2 separate regions of the Homo sapiens genome follow, and region 2 is linked to region 1. Evidence: chromatin loops called from intact Hi-C (ENCODE). Cell type or tissue: heart left ventricle. All regions are shown on one strand. Links, peaks and the distances in the headings refer to the core of each region. The heading gives the core; the rest is flanking DNA.

Region 1 (11,188 bases), core at 3,590-8,589:
CTAAGTAGATGACAATGCCATTCACCAAGGTTGAAAAATGCCTGGAGCAGAGGGAGGCTATGGGGTTGCAGGGACAGCAAAGCAAAGTAGTCTGATTTGGTGATGTTGAGGTTGCAGTTCCTATTAGACATCAAGTGGAAAGGTTGAGAAGGCAATTAGATGTTCAAATCTGGATTTCTGAGTAGAGATTTAGGCAGGGGATAAGTATAAATGTAAAAGAGTGATCTACACATCCATTGAAAAAACAGATCATGCAACTTTTTTTGTAACATAAATAGGCTGCGAGACTTGCTGCCCATTTCAGGGGGAGAATTTACGTGGAGGAAAATAAATGCCAGAAATCCATCCGCCTTGTCCAGAAGGACCAGAGACAGAAGGAGGAGTATGCAGAAAAATCCGGGGCTGAGATTGGCAGGTTCTAATATGTTGGAAATTTGGAGAGAAAGGCCAAAAAGAAGAGGCTTTTGCCTTATTTCCCATTGCAAATTCTGGATTAAGTTCCTTGCAGTCTACTGGGTCACCAACATGGTGGCAACTGTATCAAATTCAATCTATCTTGTGCTGTGTGCTAGCGCTAAGGGAAGCCCAGAAATGTGGGTTATCTTCTCTGAGCCTCCATGTTTCCTTGTAGCATGTCTGGGACCGAGACTTTCTTGCAGGCCTTCACGGGGGGATTCTATGGCAACCGAGTTGGGAGCCAGAGAGTCTGTGTGGGCCACATGGCAAGTGGCACAGTGACCCTGCAGCAGTAACCACACAGGTGGACCTCTTAGGTTGGAGCTGGATGAGGAAGGCAGCAGACCCTGAGTCAGACAGGGAGGACAACCAGGAAAAGAGAGGTAAAAATTGCAAGCTTTGCCAACTGCTGGCCTCGGCCACCAAAGCGAGCTAGGCAAGCAGTGGCCAGGCTAAGGGACACTGCCTTGGAAACCGAAGCTCACCAATGCCTCATGTTCCTCCCTCCTCACACACCAAAATGCCATGTGGGGTAAGATAAAGGGCAAGGGAGGAGGGCTGAAGGACAGGGCATTTAGCTAAAGAAAGTCTTCAATAAAGGAATCAATTTGGAATTATTGAACTGAACCAAACTTTAGTTTTGTTTTGCCCCATTACCCAGTGAGTAGGAGTTCATGTGGAATATCAGATCAGTTTTAGGAAAATAAAGAAAGAACCATGCCTTTTTTCAGTGTGGTTAGCATGGATAAACTTATTGTTGCATGACACATTAGTCAAATGTCCAATCCAGTGCTGTTTAGCAAAAAACAATTTTTTTTTTTTTGAGACACGATCTCGCTCTGACACCCAGGCTGGAGTGCAGTGGCGTGATCTCGGCTCACTGCAACCTCTGCCTCACAGGTTCAAGCGACTCTCATATCTCATCCTCCCAAGTAGCTGGGACTACAGGCACAAGCCACCATGCCCGGCTAAATTTTGTATTTTTAGTAGAGATGGGATTTCACCATGTTGGCCAGACTGGTCTTGAACTCCTGACTTCAGGTGATCCACACAACTCAGCCTCCCAAAGTGCTTGGATTACAGGTGTGAGCCACCGCACCTGGCCAACAAACAATTTTTGAGTGCCGCCTGTCACATGTTCTGTGTTCGCTGAGGAATTAATGGGCTTCCCATCATTTAGCAGGAGCCCATCATTCAGAAGCATGAAAGACACCCACCTTGGTATTAGAGTGTTGTTCAGGACAGTCCAGGGAGGAGTGCCAGGCTATGGGGCACACCTGTGGCTGAGTGTCCCTGCACCCCAAAGCTCTCTGAAAGGGGCAATGCACATGAAAAACTTCACGTCCCCAAAATATGAGGTTCAAGTGGAAAAAATTGTCACCATGAGCCTGTATCACTTTTTAAATAAGAAACACAAATACACAAAATGATAGAGCCACAGATTCCAAGAGTGATGAAACTGGAAGAGATTTTGGCACTTTCTGCTCTTGTCCCTCATTTAACTGACGGGCGCACTGAAGCACAGCAAAGAAACCTGATGCCTTCTTGTTCACACAACAAACCACAGGTGGAGCTGGGACTTGAAACAGCGCACCGCTCCTCAGCAATGGGCAGAAATAAGTCAATTTTAAGGAGATACTGCAAAACTAACTGAAGCACACAGATGTTAAGGAGATAAACTTTAAATAGAAGAACCTCTTTTTGGTTCTCTGGGGCTGGGACTAAGTTGAAGACACATGGTCTAGGAAGATGTGATCAGAGGGGCTGAGCACCCCGCTGCCACTCAGAATTATGGGACCATTCACAGAGGCGTTCTGCTCCCAAAGAGGCAGAAGTGCCTTCTGTGCCCTCATGGCTCTTTCCCCAGCAGCATTAGCCTGGCTGGATTCACTGGAGGAGGGCAGGGTATAAATGGAACTAATACTTGGAATGCTAGCTCCCTTAAGCTGCAAACTATAAAATGTGTACTACCTAATTATTTTGACTTAGGACTTTTTGTTCTTATTCTGCTGAGATACCTTCTCTGTTCATAATGTGGGACCAACCTGCAGTTACATGTCAACAGGTACAATCTTGCAAAGAATCAAAAAACCAGAGCCCTGGTTGCTTCCTTGACTCTAATACTAACTTGCTCTAGAACCTTTGCAGTGTTCTTTAACCTACCTGGATCTTTCTTTCTAGGCAATGAAGGTATTAAACCTCACACTCTCCACTAGACTTCCAGCTCTGCAAACCTGGGCTTTGATGAATGATGCAAGAGCTGGCATCCCACCTACCCTGTCTTAACTGTAGAGACAGCAGACAGGACAACAAAACCAGCTGCCCCCACTCTTGGACTTAATTCTTTGGCCTTCAGGAAATCTTGGCTCTCGCTTCTCTCCTCAATGTCATTCATAGCCCTTCAGTGTTGGCCTTGTGGGCTGGGAGCGGTAAGGAATGGTAAGCCAGGAAGACTTGAGAACATTTTCCCTGGCGGTCAGGAAAGCACATCAAAAAGGACGCTGTTTTCCTTCTTTTCTTTCCTCTGTGCTTCCTTAAAACTGAAGTGAATGACATCACAACAACACAAAGTTGCCAAGACATACTCTACAAAAATGTCCTCACATGGTTACATTTTCTGCAAATTACAGCATTTGGAGTATAAATCAGAGTAATTGTTTAAATCAGAGTGACTGTTGAAACAGATTTCCAGTGATCAAATCAAAAACGCAATCATTCTTGCGGTTCCTCCGGTGCTTGGAGCCCCACGTACTTCTGAAACTGTCGGTTGTCAGTTACAAGGAGTGTTTACATTAACATACTGCCCGAACAGAGAAAATATATATTTTAAGAAGAAAATGTGAATCCAGGGTTACAAGAATGTTTCTGAAACAGCTAAGTCATCTTGTTTCAAGTAAAACCAGATGTTTGCATCAAGAGAAAGCCAATCATTTCTTTTAATTATGCTCAATGGCCAGGCCACCAAGAATACCCACATGTGTACACATAAGCCGGTGGAAATCAAAGGCTTTGTGACAGAGAAAGCAATCAGCAACTTCCAGACCACCAAATGGCATCCCAGCACCAGCTCTGGGCACTGTTTGAGCTCCTTCTCTAGGAGAGCACTCGGTGAGATGAGACTTGCTTCCCCCAGCGCCAACATCTCATGTCCCACCTCTGTCCCTAAAGAGTCCAGCACAAGGCCAGGGGTGAATTCCCTAGTCAAGATTCAAGATTCAGGGTGAGGGTCAACAGAAAAGGAACCTGGACAGTTAAGCTGTCTTCTTAAATGCCTTCCCAGGCCACTTCTCTATCAGGAAAGCCTCAGAAATATCTTAATGCTGAAAGAGGTGCAGTGGGGGCTCATGCTCTAGCCTGCATACCCAGATGGTAGAGGAGCCTGAGTTCATGGGAAACTTACCTGCTAGCTTGGCCTACACTCTGAAGCACTGTGGGGGTTTGATGGCACTGGTGGGAAGTCACACTCCGGCAGGTGGGCAGAGGGGATGGCGTTGGGGATGTCCACTTCCCTCTGATGGCTGCTGGGCTCAAGTCAGGGAAAAAGCCCACTTTCCAGTGTGGAGACTCCAAGCACAGTCATCATTGCCTGCTACGGTCTTCACTGGTGGAGCACAGAGACTTGGCACTAGAAAGACTCCGTTGTCAAAACGTTCCCTGTGAAAAGAAGAGAGTGGCCATGGCCCCAAAGCTTCCTCCCTGTACAACCACAGTGCCTGAGCTTTCCCTAGGTGGTAGTTTTGAATATTTGTTCCAAAAATCACTGCAGAATTATACTGCAGTGTTTCTCCTAATAGTAGTGCAAAAACTTAACACACACTTTGAGTCTGTTCCCCGAACCACGTTGTTTAAGCACGAGCTTCACAGTTTTTACTATCTACTATTATTGGTTTTAAGTTAAAATGCCTTCTTTTCTTGTCTTTTCTATTTTGTTTTGTATTATTTTTACTTAGATTATTTAGTCTTTTCCTAAGAAAAATTATTCATGAAATCACAGGTAAGGTATGCTAATTGTATATATTTGTAATATGTGTTAAATACATAAGCATTAAAATAAAAATATTTATCTATGTTTTGGCTAAAATCATTTCACAAAACACTATCAGTACTTGTCCATGGTTTTGGGAAATGCCACTTGAAGATATTTTGTAGAATTATAGCATTTCTTTCAAACCTTTCATCAGATTCCTTTAAATGACACAGCAATAAGCGATTTTCAAGGCAGTAACACTGATCCATGGCTCTGGGAGCACTGGAGCCAGCTCTCAGCATATTGATTGGCATCGGGGGGGAAGTAAGCCCCTGCTTTGTTCTGCCTCATTATAAACAGTGGCCATTTCCTATCAAGAGAATAAGGGAGGGACATCTTCTCCAGGATGCATTGTGAGGGTTGTAGACAAGTACTCAGATATGCATGTAATGTTTCCTCCCTGTCTTCATTTGTGCCCCCAAATTTCCATGATTATTTCTGTTTTTCTCAAAATGGTTCCAGCATAGGAAGTTTTCAAGGAAAGTGAATCCTGTATCATTATTAAACTAAGAGCTCTGCTTTGAACTTAGCCCAGAAGTCAGACCCACGTCTGTGGAGCAGGCATTTGCTAATCACTTCTTGGCTGCGGTTGACTGGTAATGTCCTCAAAACCAAACCATCATGGGGATTCTTGAAGTCAGAAGGGAAGCAAGTTGTTTAAAAATAAAACACTCCCTACTTTGGGCCCCCAACTCTATAAGATAGCAGCTTAACAGTCTAAATGATTGTTTTGAAATGTGCTTTGACTCCAGTTTTGCTAAATGTTTACTTGGGTCTTTCAACCTCATTGATTAAATATCCTGACTTGATTCCAGGCCAACCAATCCTACCATGTAACAGTGGAGTTCCCTTGCCCGATGTGCTTCATGCATGGTGCACTGTACACTGTTACTTCATAGCTCGGAAACTTCATCTGAAGGGCCATTTCTGAGACTCTACTCATTCATTCATCCATTCAACCTTTTAACACACAATTATTAAGCACCTATTAAATGCAATGGTCCAAGATAATTTGCTATGGGAGATTTGAAGATGCATTGACCATGAATATGAAACCTCTAACCTTGGAGAGACTTCAGGTCCATATTTCTGCAGACAATTGACCTTTATCAATCCCAGGACAATGCTAAGGGACATTCAGTCCCCCTTTGATTTACTAGAAATAAATCTCAGAACAATGCAACATGCTCTTTAAGTAAGAGTTTTTTTTTTTTTTTTAAATCACTTATCTTGCCTCTTGCAAGAGGTTGAGTCAAATGCTGAAGGGAATTTAACTAGAGTCTTAATTGGAAATGCAAAGAGTTGCTGATACCATCAAAAAAGGAAGAAGCTGAGGGAAGTGACAAGACAAGCTCTTCTTTCTAAACATCTGGTCCCACTCTCTCAACAGCTTCATAAAACACTGTTCAGAGCCGGCAGATGCATCAAGAGTACCTGGCATACAGCTACGTACCCTGAAGCAGGTGGACCTCATCAAACTTTGGCTACAAAGTAGTTCCCTATTAGCTTGCCCTTTGATTTACATTCTCGCATGAGAGTATCTCCAGGCAACGCATTTGAACAGCAGAGGCCTTTGCAGAAAACTCACAACACATGTGAGTTTTTTTTTAACATGTGGGATGCTACTCCACCTGGGGGTAAGGCTCACCTTTTGAGAACAAGAAGAGGGGAAAATCTGGACAGCCACAAGCCAGTCAACAAACCCAAATTGGATGCCGTGGCTGCAGTGAAGTATAGAGCTCACCACCAGAGGGCAGCAGTGCACACAGACACAATGTAACCTCCACATTGGAGGAGAAAACAGGTGGAAGAGGAATTAGCAATGTGCCCAAGGCTCACAGTAAGTACACACAGATGGAGGCTCAGAGCCCTGGCCTCTTACTCCCAGCCAGTCCTCCTCCACTTGCCCCCAAGGTCTCAGGAAGAGGTCATTGTGGATGGTTAGGCATCTTTATTTTACAATTGAAGTTGCCTGGTCAGACCTTAGCATCTCCTCCCAGGGAGCATGAGAGCCCTCAGCAATTCTGAGATGCTGGATGCTCTAACTTTTTTGACCTTGACCCATGGTAAGAAATACATTTAACGTTGCAAGCCACTTTTAGTATACTGTCTATCATGTGCAAAACAGCAGCACATTTTTACAAAGCAATACCCTTATTTCTCAATTCTGTCTCTTTTTTTTAATGCTAGACAGGTCTTCATCCACTACTCATATCACACTCTACTAATTGGTCACCAGTGCTGATTCAAAGGGTGGCATGGAGAGTGGCCCTTCAAAGAAAGTAGGCTGCCCCAGTCCTCTGCTCTGTTATCCCTGGATGCTACAGGCCCTGCAAGAGCTTAGGAGGGGTCTAGGGAGCTGAGCTCCTCCCATCTAAGAGGGAGAATCATGGCCCAGGGAAAGTACCATAGATAACCTTAACGGATAATTTAGCTTCATTTTGCCTATGTCATTCCTTCATTCATTCCCTCAGCAAACATTAACTCACCACTGAGAGTTTAGTCCTGTCCTTAGCCAGCCCCTGCCAGGAGGTGGTGACATGTGGTTTTAAACATCCACAGCCTTCTCCCGCAGCCTACAGGTCCCAAGACCTCTGTGGGTCCTGATCCTGAAGTTTGTGTGAAGGAGAAGATGGGAAGAGTGAATGGGGAACAATCTGAGGCAAGAGGACCAGAAGATGCTCATGGCTCAGGGGCTGGACCAGGCAGAAGCTGCAAGGGGAATTTTCTGACTAGAGGCTGGAATCTCAACACATGGGCTCAGAAACAGAGGCTCCATGACGCTTCCTCCTGCCGCCAACCCATGCACCTCCCGACTCAGAAGCAACCCCCCCGCCATGGGGCACAGCTCATAGATCTATTCTTAACGTCTTTCCTGAGACTCTGCCAAGTATTTCACTTGCTCAATTTCATTCCCTTGCTCCCTGCATGTTATTTTATGAAGAAACTCAAACGAGGAGACATCTATCAATTATCAACCCCCAAGTGATCCTAAAGCCCTGCTTAAATGCAAGGGCGAGATTTTAAATCTAATTCCCTGATGTCTGGGGTGAATTCCTGGTGAGGTCCCACAACTAAACAGAGAGCTTCCTGCCTCAATTCTGGAATTCATCTCTGCTAAGGGAAGAAAATGCATGACAATAAAAATCTGCCAAGCCCTAAAGCTAGGGCTCTGTCCTGAGGATGCTAGCTCAGCCCTCTAGCTTGGCACTGTTCTCTCATCTCCCATCTGCAACTGTAGCCCAGAAGACAAAAATGACTCAGAAGAGAACTGGTTCATTGCAAGTGATATTTATTGGGTGTCTACAGGTTGCAAAGCAGTGAATTTAGCATCAAGGAAAATAAGAAGATGAGTTATACCCAATTACTTCTTCAAGTTTTTCCACAGTTGGGTAGAGGAGGTAAGATAAGCCTTGGCTTGAGTAGCAGCCCTCTGAGAACCCATCCCTCTCTCACCCAGGGTACTGGGCCCTTTTTTGACCATGCTTCTTCCCTGAACCTGTTCTTCGCTTACCACATGAGATTGTATTTGTTGGCTCACCTGTCTGCTACTCAAGTAGAATGCCATTTCCTTATGAGCGGTTTGGAGTGATGCTCAGCTACTGGCTTCAAAAAAGAAGGAAGGGGCCGGGGCCCCAGGAATACAGGCACTTGAAGGTGAAAAAGGGAAGGGAATGAATTCATCCCTGTATTAGCTTGTTCTCGCATTGCTGTAAAGAACTACCTGAGACTGGGTGATTTATAAAGAAAAGAGCTTCAATTGATTCACAGTTCCTCAGGCTGCACAGGAAGCATGGCTGGGGAGGCCTCAGGAAACTTACAATCATGGCGTAAAGTGAAGGGGAAACAGGCACATCTTACACAGCCAGAGAAGAAGCAAGAGAGATCGAGGTGCAAGGTGGCTACACACTTTTAAACAACCAGATCTTGTAAGAACTCACTCACTATCACAAGAACAGCAAGGGGGAAGTCTGCCCCCATGGCCCAATCACCTCGCACCAGGCCCCTTCTGCAACATTGAGAATTACAGTTCAATGTGAGATTTGGGTGGTGACACAGACAGTTCAATGTGAGATTTGGGTGGTGACACAGACAGTTCAATGTGAGATTTGGGTGGGGACACAGAGTTGAATTACATCAGTCCTAGAAAGGAATACAGCCTTGCCAACACCTTACTTTTAGCCCAGTGAAGCCCATGTCAAACTTCTACAGAACTGTAAGATCCATGTGTGTTTTTTGAAGCCAGCAAATTGTGGTGACTTGTTATAGCAGCGATGGGAAGCTAAGACAGATTTTGGTCATTTTCTTTGAAACAAGTACTCGTGATTCTCTTCTGTGCTTCAGGGGAGACATCACCAGGTGAGACAAAGGTGACCTTCTCTTGGAAAACCAAGGCCATAGGAAGAATTGTCTGGTTCTGTCCTAGCTGGGAAGGAATTGGAAGCTGGTTCTTTAAGGGACAAAGAGAAGAGGTCTGCCTCCAGGGAGTGGGATCCTGAGGCTGGAGGGTGGAAGGGGTCCCTATCCCATTTGCACACAGAGTTGGAGAGCAGTTGGACCTGCCAGAGGTGCCACGGAGATGTGGCTAGGAGCATCAGGGCTGAGCCTACCCTGGAAGTACCCCTTGCAGAGCTCGGCAGAGTAGGAACAAGGCTGACAGTGGAGCCAGCTGCCTTCTAATGAACCACATGGCCTGGGCAAGAAACCACAGCTGTGCACCATTCACATCTGCAGCTGTGGCCTCTTCCACACTTCTCCTGAATCACAAAGCCCTGAGGTTCTCATATGACAGTGAGGGACAGGGAGCCGCGAAAAGCAACAGATATTAGACATCAACTGTGGTAAAAAGAGTCCTTCTACTAGATTTAGTAGTGCTGTAGAAAAACAAAGAATTACTACCTTTTTGTAGGGGGATGGGGAATGTACACCTGATACATAGTGCCCTCTGATCATCACAGGTGTGAAGTCCTGGCTGAGCAGTGCCAAGCTGAGCCCAGGAGTGATGGTAGGTACAGGGGTGCTGTGCCTCCGGGGTGTCCGGAACCTGCAATGCTGCTGCTCATACCCACACTTGCCTTTCTCCAAACACCAGCCCAGGGCACATCATCGAAGACTCTGAATAAATAAAGCAGAGCAGAGAGTGGAACTCAGTTCTGACTCTGAGCCCTGATTGAGCTTCCGTCATTCTAGAGCTGTGCCTTCTCCAGGGTTGTAAGCAGCATCAGGGTGCCAGGGAGGCCTGTCGGTCAGCAGCCCTAGCTGGCCCTGCCCACATGCCCATCACACCAGGCCATTCTGCTGTTCTGGTGCCACTCTCACCCCTAGGGAAGCCCAGTGCGCGGTCCCCACCTCCTCTGCATGTTGGCTACCTTCTCAGGATGCTGTCTCATGGGTATGTGGGCATCCGCTGCTGCTCACAGAACCCTCGGACCATCCTCCTGCCCCACCCACTGCCAGAAATCTTTTTTTGGATTAAAGGAGAAGGAAGATGGGAAGTCCCTCTGTCTTCATGTTTCTTCCAAAATCTGTCTCCTTCTCTCTCATTTTCTTTCTCTCCTCAAACCTTCCAGACAACCAGCACTATCTTTTCAATAGTTTCAGACTCTTTGGGAATAAAATCCAGGAAGGAAAGTGTATCTTGCAGCAACTTTTGTTTTTAAGCTAACCACAAACACCCCCTGAGATAAGGATGCCCAGGGCCTCTAACTGCTTGAAAAAGGATGGGAAACTGGGAAAATACAGGGAAAGGTAAAAACACCAAATCATATGTTGAAAAAGTTACCCTGACACAATAAAAATAATAGCTGTAATTTCTGCACCCACTTTTTAAATAAATCTTTCTTGAGTGCCCTCTCTCTGCCAGCATCATAGGGTGCCCCAATGCAGTGTTCCTGCTCTGGCAGTCTTTCCTGCTAGGACCGGGAGCCAGACAGCACGCATAGCCAGACAGCACACATAAACAAGAAATAAGAAAACATCCCACCATGGAAAGGGAATAGAGGGCGCTCTGATGGACCAGAACTGGCCACTGCATTTAGAGGGGGCATCACACCCCTCTGGCGTTTAAGCTGAAACCTGAATGGGAGGAAGGACACATAGATAGACCCTGCGCTGAACACCTGTGATTGTCTTGCTCATGTATCCTCCCAGCCTACCTGCAGAATCTACATCCTTATCTCCATTTTGCAGATGACGAAACTAAGGTTCATAGAGATGAAGTTTCTTACCTTAGATAATACAGCTGACCACAAAAGAGCAAGAACCGGACCTGGGGTCTGTCTAGCTCTGAAGCCACAATCCCTTTGAAAATACTAGGAGGGGGAGGGGGATCAGTTGCATCCCTCTTGGAATTTTCCCAAATGTTCTAAACAGAAATTGTTTTTTTCCCACCAGGTGCTGACATTTCAATCTTTCCTCCCTAGTCCACTGGAAAAGGCAGCCGTCCCCCATGTGAGAGGATAAAGTTGTCCAACAGCCCCCGGCTGGGCCTGCTCTGGCTCTGGCTGGCCACCGGCCCACCCTCCGCAGCTCTGCCCTGTGGGCTGGCCGGGTGGGGAGAGAACTCCACAGGCCAGATGGGCTGAGCGGAGCCCAAGGTGGCTGGCTGTGGGTATTCAAGCCTATTTTTATTCACAAAAATCTGTTCTGGATTTTATTCCGCTTTGGGGCAAGGAGAGGTCAACTCTCTTCACCTTTGCTGTAAGA
Region 2 (8,094 bases), core at 3,095-8,094, 570 kb after region 1:
GAGTCGGGCCTGGTTAGCACTTGGATGGAAATAGTAATCTGCTTGTTTTTTCTGTGTGTTTGCCTCCTCTCTCAATGGTGCCCCAAGGGCTGGGTGGCAGTGTTTTCTCCTTCAGCCCATGCCTAAGCAGGAACAATGATTTAAAATCCCTCACTAGAGAAAATTTCCTGTATGCATATTTGTAGAATCAGTTCTTCCTCTCCCAGAAGTAATGTAAGACTGTGCCTGTGGAAAGGAAGAAAAAGGCAGAGTGGTGCCAGATGAAGGGCAGAGAAGATGGATGAGGAATCAATGAAGTGTGAGGGAGGAGACCAGGGAGAGGATGAGTTTCCATCAAGTGTGGCTCCATCACTAACTCCTCAGCTGACATCCACCAGCTGGTCAACAGCTCTAGGCACTTCTAAGACTCCTGAACAGAGGAGAAATGAACAGTTGGGATGAACTAACTAGATTATGCTGCAGTAACACCCTCCAACTCTCAGTGGTTTAAAACAATAAAATAAAAGAAAACCCTGTATATCTCTACTCACAACATCAAATGTGTGGATTTTCCACACCAAGCAATTCTCCAACTCTCCTGACAGCAACTGGATGTCCTACAATTCAATTGTGATATTATCCACACACAGTGGGCACAGACGCCACACATTACATGCTCAGTTACACAAGTCCCGGGCCTCTGCTACTTCTGACCAACTTGGCAAAAAATCAGGGGTTTCCACAGCCACCTCCTCGTGTTTGATAATCTGCTTTAATGACTCACAGAACTCAAGAAAACACCTTATTTATGTGTGCTTTTATTTATTTACTTAAATTTTGTAGAGACAGGGTCTCACTCTGTCACCCAGGCTAGTCTCAAACTCCTGAATTCAAGGGATCCTTCCACCTCAGCCTCGTGAGTAGCTGAGACTACAGGTGTGCACTACCACTCCCAGCTCCTAACTTATGATTACTAGTGTATTATAAAAGATACAAATGAACAGTCCAGATGAAGAGGTACACAGGGAAAGGTGGGAAAGAGGCATGGAGCTTCCCTGCCCTTTCCAGATACACCACCCTCCCAGCACCTCCATGCCTGGAAGCTCTCCAAACCCCCTCATTTAGGGTTTTTATGGAGTTTCCATTATGTAAACATGATTGAGTCAATCACTGGCCACTGGTGATCAGGCTCAATTCCCATCCCCTCTCCTATCCCTGGAGGTGGGGTGCCTGGAGCGGAAAGTTCCACCCCTCTAATCACATGGTTGCTACCTCTGGCAACCAGCCCCTCTCCTCTTAGAGTCACCCCAGTAGCATAAGCTCATGGTTGAAAGGGCTTATTATGAATAGAAAAAGATGCTCCTCCTACCAGTACCACTCAGGAAGTTACAAGGGAACTAGGGACTAACACCAAATACATATTTCTTATTACATCACGATATCACAAAAGGTTAATTTTGCTCACACTATATGCCCATAAAGGGTTAGCTGCGGGCTGGCTCTACTCCATGTCATTCGTTTTTTTGAAGACAGAGTCTCACTCTGTCGCCCAGGCTGGAGTGCAGTGGCGTGATCTTGATTCACTAAAACCTCCACCTCCCGGGTTCAAATGATTCTCCTGCCTGAGCCTCTCAAGTAGCTGGGATTATAGGTGTGTGTGTCACCATGCCTGGCTAACTTTTGTATTTTTAGTAGAGATGGGGTTTTCGCCATGCTGGCCAGACTGGTCTCAAACTCCTGACTTCAGGTGATCCACCAATCTTGTCCCCAAGATTCAGAACATTTTTTTCCAGGCCAAAGGCCAGAACCGTGACATTTACTATGTCATCCCTGACCTTATAGCAGAGAAATAACTATGGAGACCATGATCTTCACTTGGGGCAAGAAAGTCCAACATACTAATTCCCTGAGAAGTCTCAGATGCCCATCTGGGATCACCCCCCACTACCATCCCGGGGCCCATGAAAGGGCTGGGGGCAGGAGAGGAGCTCGGGGAAGGTGTGCCAGGTAATTTGAGGGGGTAAGAAGCTGCCATCACAGAGTCCTGCTTTGGGTACTTTCTTCCACCTTGGTGCTTTCTTCCACACAAGAGGAGTGGGAGCCGAAAGGCAGTTGGTCTGGGGAAGGATGGGAAGATTGAATAATGAAGTGAGACTCGGTCTAACAGGTGCATGACCCAGAACCTAGCCTGTACCTGGTTCAGCCACCCACTCTGCCTCCCACCTCCAGGCATGTGTCCATGACAGCTAGAGGGGACTGCTCAAGACATGGAAGATGTCCTTCCTCCTTAGAGAACCTTCTCAGGACAGGGCCTTGGAGCCAGGGCCATGGGGAAGATGAGCACGAGTGCAAGTCTTAAAAATAGAAACGTGAGTCATTCTCTCATCATTCAACAAATATTTCATTATTTTGATTCACCAAGTATCATTGATCAGCAAGGAGCCCAGAACCATGATGGGAACTGAGGGATGTACAGACGAATCTGAGAACGAGCCCCCACGCTCACCAAACCTTCAGCCCAGAGGGCAATATGACACACAGCCAAACCCAGCATCCAGGACCCAGAAAAGCTCACAAATGGCACAGGAGCAGTTTGGTGGGAGGCCAAAGGAGGAAAGGACTAATTCCTGCTGGAGACCCCAGAGCCTTTCCTGGCGAATGTTCAGCCAAATTCATGGCCTCTTTTGAGAGGAGCTGGATAGGACCAGTCTCTCTTGGAATCTTTTTCTCTAAGGCAGGCTGTCCTGCTGGGAGGAGAAGGAATGTGAAGATTTTCCTAGAATTTCACTGGCAGCTGTGTTCTGGGGAACAGGGCTAATAAAGTGTTTATAATTAAGGAGCGTGATATAACAAAAAATAAGTATTTGGCTCATGTCCCTAGTTCTTCATACACTGTTCCTAAAACCCTTGGAATCTCCATAATGATAAGAGTGACTTTTGTATGCTAATGAGATGACAGGTGGCTGAGGGCCCCTGGATAGTTTCAGGATGGGGTCTCCTTGCCAGAAAGCCCAAGGCATGATTAGAGGGTTGGGACTTTCAGCCTCATCCCTAAACCTCTGGGGAGGAGATAGGCGCTGGAGAGTGAGTCCAGCCAATGGCCAATGATTTAGTCAATCATGTCTATGTAAAGAAACCTCCATAAAGTCCCTATATGACAGGATTTGGGGAACTTCCAGATTGGTGAACGCCTTGAGGTGCCGAAAGCGTGGCTACTGGGAAGAGGGCGTGGAAGCTCTGTGCCCTTCCCTCATGCTCTGCCTGGTTCAGCTCTTCCATCTGGCTGTACATGAGTGGTGTCTTTTGAAATTAACTGGTAATAGTGAGTTAAATGGATTCCTGAGACATCTGAGACATTCTTGCAAATTTTCAAGCCTGAAGAGGGAGCCTGTGGAATTCCCCAACTTTGTAGCCAAGTCAGACAGAAATGTGGGTGACCCGGGCACCCAATACTTGCAACTAGTGTCTGAAGTGAGGGCAGTCTTGTGGGACTCAGTCCCTAAACCTGTGAAGTCTAGAATTGAATTGAACTGTTGGACATTCAGTTTGTGTCAAAGAAATGGAGGATTCATTGATGTAAGCAAAAAACCTGCCAAGACAAAGGTTCATACAGCAGGTGTTGCCACCTTTTCCACGTCAATGAGCAAAGCCACGTGCAGGCTGCCCAGGCCCAGTTTTCAGGAGTGCAGACACTGAACAGCGTCATCAGCCCCTCTCTGAGTCACATCCAGGGGTGCACCCAGGAGCTGCACTCCCAGCCTCTTTCTAGGCCCTGTGTCTTTCCATCCTCTGCCATTTTCTCCCCCGGGCAGCCAGATTTCTCTGCTCCTTTGTCTCTATTTAGTCCCATAACCAGGTTAGCCTTCTGGGGTTAGCTCCAACTTTTCATCCTTTCTTCTAGAAATGTGACTGTCCTCTCTTCTACTCAAATCTGATAACCTCTCCTTCCCAGGAATATGTCTCTTGCTTCTTTCCCTATTCAAACCAATAGGTAGCTTCAAACAGAAACTAAAGTACCATAGTCTCCTCTTATCCAGTGTTTCAGTTAGCTGTGATCAACAGAGGTCTGAAAATATTAAATGGAACATTCCAGGAATAAACAATGTATAAGTTCTAAATTGCACACTGATCTGATAGCATGACAAAATCTCTCACCATCCCACCTCATACCGCCAAGGACATGAACCATCCCTTTGTCCAGCATATCCATCTTGTATATGCTCCCCATGTGGGAGTCACTTAGCAGCCGTCTTGATTATCAGGTCTAAAAAACATAGTATGTATAGGGTTTGGTACTACCCATGGTTTCAGGCATCCACTGGAGGTCTTGGAATGTATTCCAGAAGGATAAGCAGAGGACTTCTACTATTGTTTCTTCCTGAACAAGAAGGCTTATCAGAGCCGAAATTTTTCTAGTTGCAAGAAATAGGAGCCTGTTCTAATTCACCTGAGTTATGATGGGAAATTTATTTCAAGGTATCACATTGTCTCAGACAATCAAAAACCAAGAAAGATCATTAGATGGCAGTTAGACCACAGAAAGACAGGGACCAGAACTGGAAAACAATCAGAAATCAAAGCCACTACTTTCTCAGATTTCCTTCCCAGATCCTTGGGGTCACAGAATTTCTCAGCATATGTCATTAAGGATCTTCTTTCTCCCCACCACAATGGCTTTCTCTACTTCTCTGCCCACATGATAAAAGATGGCCCCACGTAGAGCCCAAGATTGGCAATGCTTTAGCTTGAGCAACCATCTGAGCCTGAATTGGACCACCGAATTCTCATACCAAAATCCCAAAGAAGGAAACTTATTCCATGCTGCCCACATAGGCTACAAAAAAACTATGAAAGAACTATGACCCAGAGAGGCCATCATGTAACACCAGCTTGGCTGCGTCGAACGTTGAAGGAACAGTTCTTAGAGAAGGGGAGCACTCTCAGGAGAGGGTAACCCAGAACTCTATGACAGCTGAGCTATCATAGAGTTACAGCACTAAGTCAACCTACAGAGAACTGGGCAAGGCCACTTGTGTGGGGATAGAGGTGTTTGCAGCAAAGAGGGCAGTGCAGAACCTGTCCAGTCCTTCAGCCAATATTTTAGTGTCTGGAGCAACTTCCAGGAGCATCTAGAGATGTAGAGCGGCCAGCTGCAAACACCTGGGCTGGCACTGGAAGTGGACAAGTGGGAAGTACACCAGGAAGCCACTGAGCAGGAAGAGGAAGATGTTTAGGAACTCTGTCTGGGGATGGTTGATGACGGGCGCCAGCACCAGTAGAGATAAGCCAGGAGTGTGATGGCGGGAATGAAGGTGGGAACCTGCAGTGGGCACGGTGGGGATTTGGCCCCTGAGACCCAGATGATGAAGGGGGAACAGGAGGTAGTGTGTGGTCCACAGGCTCTGTCCCTCCTGCCTGCCTTCCTGTTGTTTACACCTGCAGGCAGCTCCTCTCTTCCACTCCCTGCCATTAAACTTCGCCTGGACCAGGAGAGCCACCTGCTGGGCTACTGGAGGCTCTCCAGGGAGCAGAGCCTTGGGAGCCAGCATTCTGCTCTCTGTGCTGTGTGAACCCAAGTGTGTGCACGGATTCTCTCTGCATCTGTTTTCCCTCCGAGTCCTCAAGAGGAGAAATGAGTCCCTGGCAAGCAAAGTTAATGCCTTGTGATTCAACTGTCCCTCCAGCCCCAGAAAAATATGGAAATTCTCTACCAAATATAATGATCGTGGCAGCCCCGTACAGTCTTCTTCTTGGCTCTGAATGAGGCTGTGGCCCAAAGACCTGCCTCACGCAGGAGCCTAGGGTTGGAAAAGCCCAAAGTCTGTCTCAAAGTCTACCTTGCAGACTTCGTAAGACCTTACCTTGTAAGGTGGGGGCACAGGCATGTGCCACCACTCCTGGCTAAATTTTGTATTTTTAGTAAAGACGGGGTTTCACCATGTTGGCCAGGTTGGTCACAAACTCCTGACCTCAACTGATCTACCCACCTCGGCCTCCCAAAGTGCTGGGATTACAGGTGTGAGCCACCGCACCTAGCGATCCTCTCTTAAAGAAAGAAAAAAGAAAATCTTGGTAGAATCTCAAGGAAGCCTGTGCTGTCTTCAGGGACAGCACACCCACAGCAGAACCCCCACCCCCACCAACAACCACCTATCATTTCCCTCTGGGCTGGTGGCATGGTGAGCTGGGCCACTGAGCACCCAGACAAACCCTTTGCTGTGCCCTCCCCAGTGCTTGTAGTTGGGTGGCTGATGTAGGTCTGATAAAAACTCCTAACCCTGGAAGCAGGGTCCAGACCAGGTTATCTTTGGAGATGGTCAGTGCTGGGAGATGTTGGGTCCTACTTGGGATGGACCATTCAGGAATCCTCATTCTGCAGAGACATCCTCAACCACATTCCCCAGTCTCAGCCTAAAGTCCCCCTAAGCTCACTATGGATTTGATTTTGTTCTTACCGTATACTGATTTTATTCTTTCTTATAGGAAAAAAATAAAAGAAAAAACCCTTGTATGTTACTTACTGTTCTTAAGAGAGTCGCATCAAGCACAGTACAAGCTGTTCCAAATTAATTAGCCTATGACAACAGAGAAAGAAAACGGGCAATGCTTAAAAACTTCTTCTGGGCCGGGTGCGGCAGCTCACATCTGTAATCCAGCACTTTGGAAGGCAGAGGTGGGAGGATCACTTGAGTCCAGGAGTTCAAGACCAGCCGGGGCAACATAGCAAGACCTCATCTCTATTTATTTAAAATAAGTATATAAATAATAATTTTAAAAACTTCTGAGAACTCCCTCTGCACCCAGACATTACGCTTGCCTGCTGCCCATTGACCCTGCTTCAAATGAGATCATAAACTGCATATCATAACAGCCCATCAATTTCTGCCCTTGAGAAAGTAATAAATGGGGTCAGAACATGATTATTGTGCCTGTGCAGATTGGTTGTGGCTCTGACCTGCGTTCAGTAGAGATCATGTTAGGCCAGAGTTCAGAATGCAGACCTCGACCATAAAGGAAAAATCGTACCACAGCCGGGGGCTACACAGGTAGCGAGAATAATGCCTGAATATTCCTTAACATCATCTTAGCAACAGAATAAAGGAAAAAGAAAAAAGGAAAACTGACAAAGACAGCAGAAGCCTTTAATGTGTCTGTCTCTTGGTAAACATATGTCTTACTGAATTTTTAGAAACAGGGCAAGAGAGGAGAGAGCCATGTTTAATTTTGGAAACACGACTGGGAAAGCATGGCTGAAATGTAGATGCGTGTTCAGGGGACCTGAGCCTGGGCTTGCAGAAGTGTGCATGGGTGTGTCTACATCTATATGCACATGTGAGTGTGAGTGTGTACACACAGGGGTCTCCAGAGGTGTGTGCACATTTATGACTACATGTACTACACATATGTGTGTATATAGTGGGAGGGGTCCAGGGGTGTGCATGCATGTTTATGTACACATGCATGTGTGTGAATGTGTACACACGGGGGCTTCAGATACCTGATGTGGGAGGACCGTCTCACTTGCCTTATGAAGTTCACGGTGGTACTGAAACTTCCTGGAATGCCCAGGACCAAAGCCACAGCCATGGTGAACATCAGGGCTGGAGTTGGTATGGGACGATAAATAAGAGCCATTGACAGAATTCAGGGCTGGAAAGCAGAGCTGAGTGTCAAGCAGGCCCCAGGGGAGCCACAGGGAGCATCTCTTCCCCGGTCGAACACACTCTGGACACCAGAATGACCAACCTAACAGTAACTAGTCACCACAGCTTCCAGAGGTAGGTCTCTGTGGTTCACCTGGGGTAACCAGGTCCAGGGAGGAGAGGACACAGCAGGTATGGATGGACCATGGAGAGGAATATGGGATTACTGTGGAGACTGTTTTTTTGGTTTTTTTTGTTTGTTTGTTTTTTGAGATGGATTCTTGCTCTGTCGCCTACTCTGGAGTGCAGTGGCTCGATCTCGGCTCGCCGCAACCTCCACCTCCTGGGTTCAAGTGATTCTCCTGCCTCAGCCTCCTGAGTAGCTGGGATTACAGGTGCCCGCCACTACGCCCAGCTAATTTTTGTATTTTTAGTAGAGATGGAGTTTCACCATATTGGCCAGGCTGGTCTT

The links. Hi-C counts contacts between places; a loop is a spot of excess contacts. Peaks named below come from ENCODE experiments on the same cell type or tissue, not always from the same donor. Only the 100,000 strongest peaks of a DNase experiment are listed, where the experiment ranks them.
Region 2: it touches region 1 in a loop (3-fold over the local background); 3 of 110 quality-filtered maps call a loop at or near these places.

What each region holds. Positions count from the first base shown.
Region 1 is chr2:20,958,196-20,969,383 of GRCh38, reverse strand. No RefSeq gene overlaps it. Among named protein-coding and RNA genes, the nearest start is that of APOB, 80 kb to the left of the region's middle. RefSeq lists an enhancer at 6,281-6,330. In heart left ventricle, for the core only: CTCF peaks have their summits at 6,025 and 6,231 (motif pointing right); a DNase peak (open chromatin) is centred at 6,236; H3K27me3 peaks cover 3,407 bases.
Region 2 is chr2:20,393,573-20,401,666 of GRCh38, reverse strand. It overlaps the pseudogene SLC7A15P and the pseudogene RNA5SP86. Among named protein-coding and RNA genes, the nearest start is that of PUM2, 47 kb to the right of the region's middle. In heart left ventricle, for the core only: a CTCF peak has its summit at 5,470 (motif pointing left); a DNase peak (open chromatin) is centred at 5,483.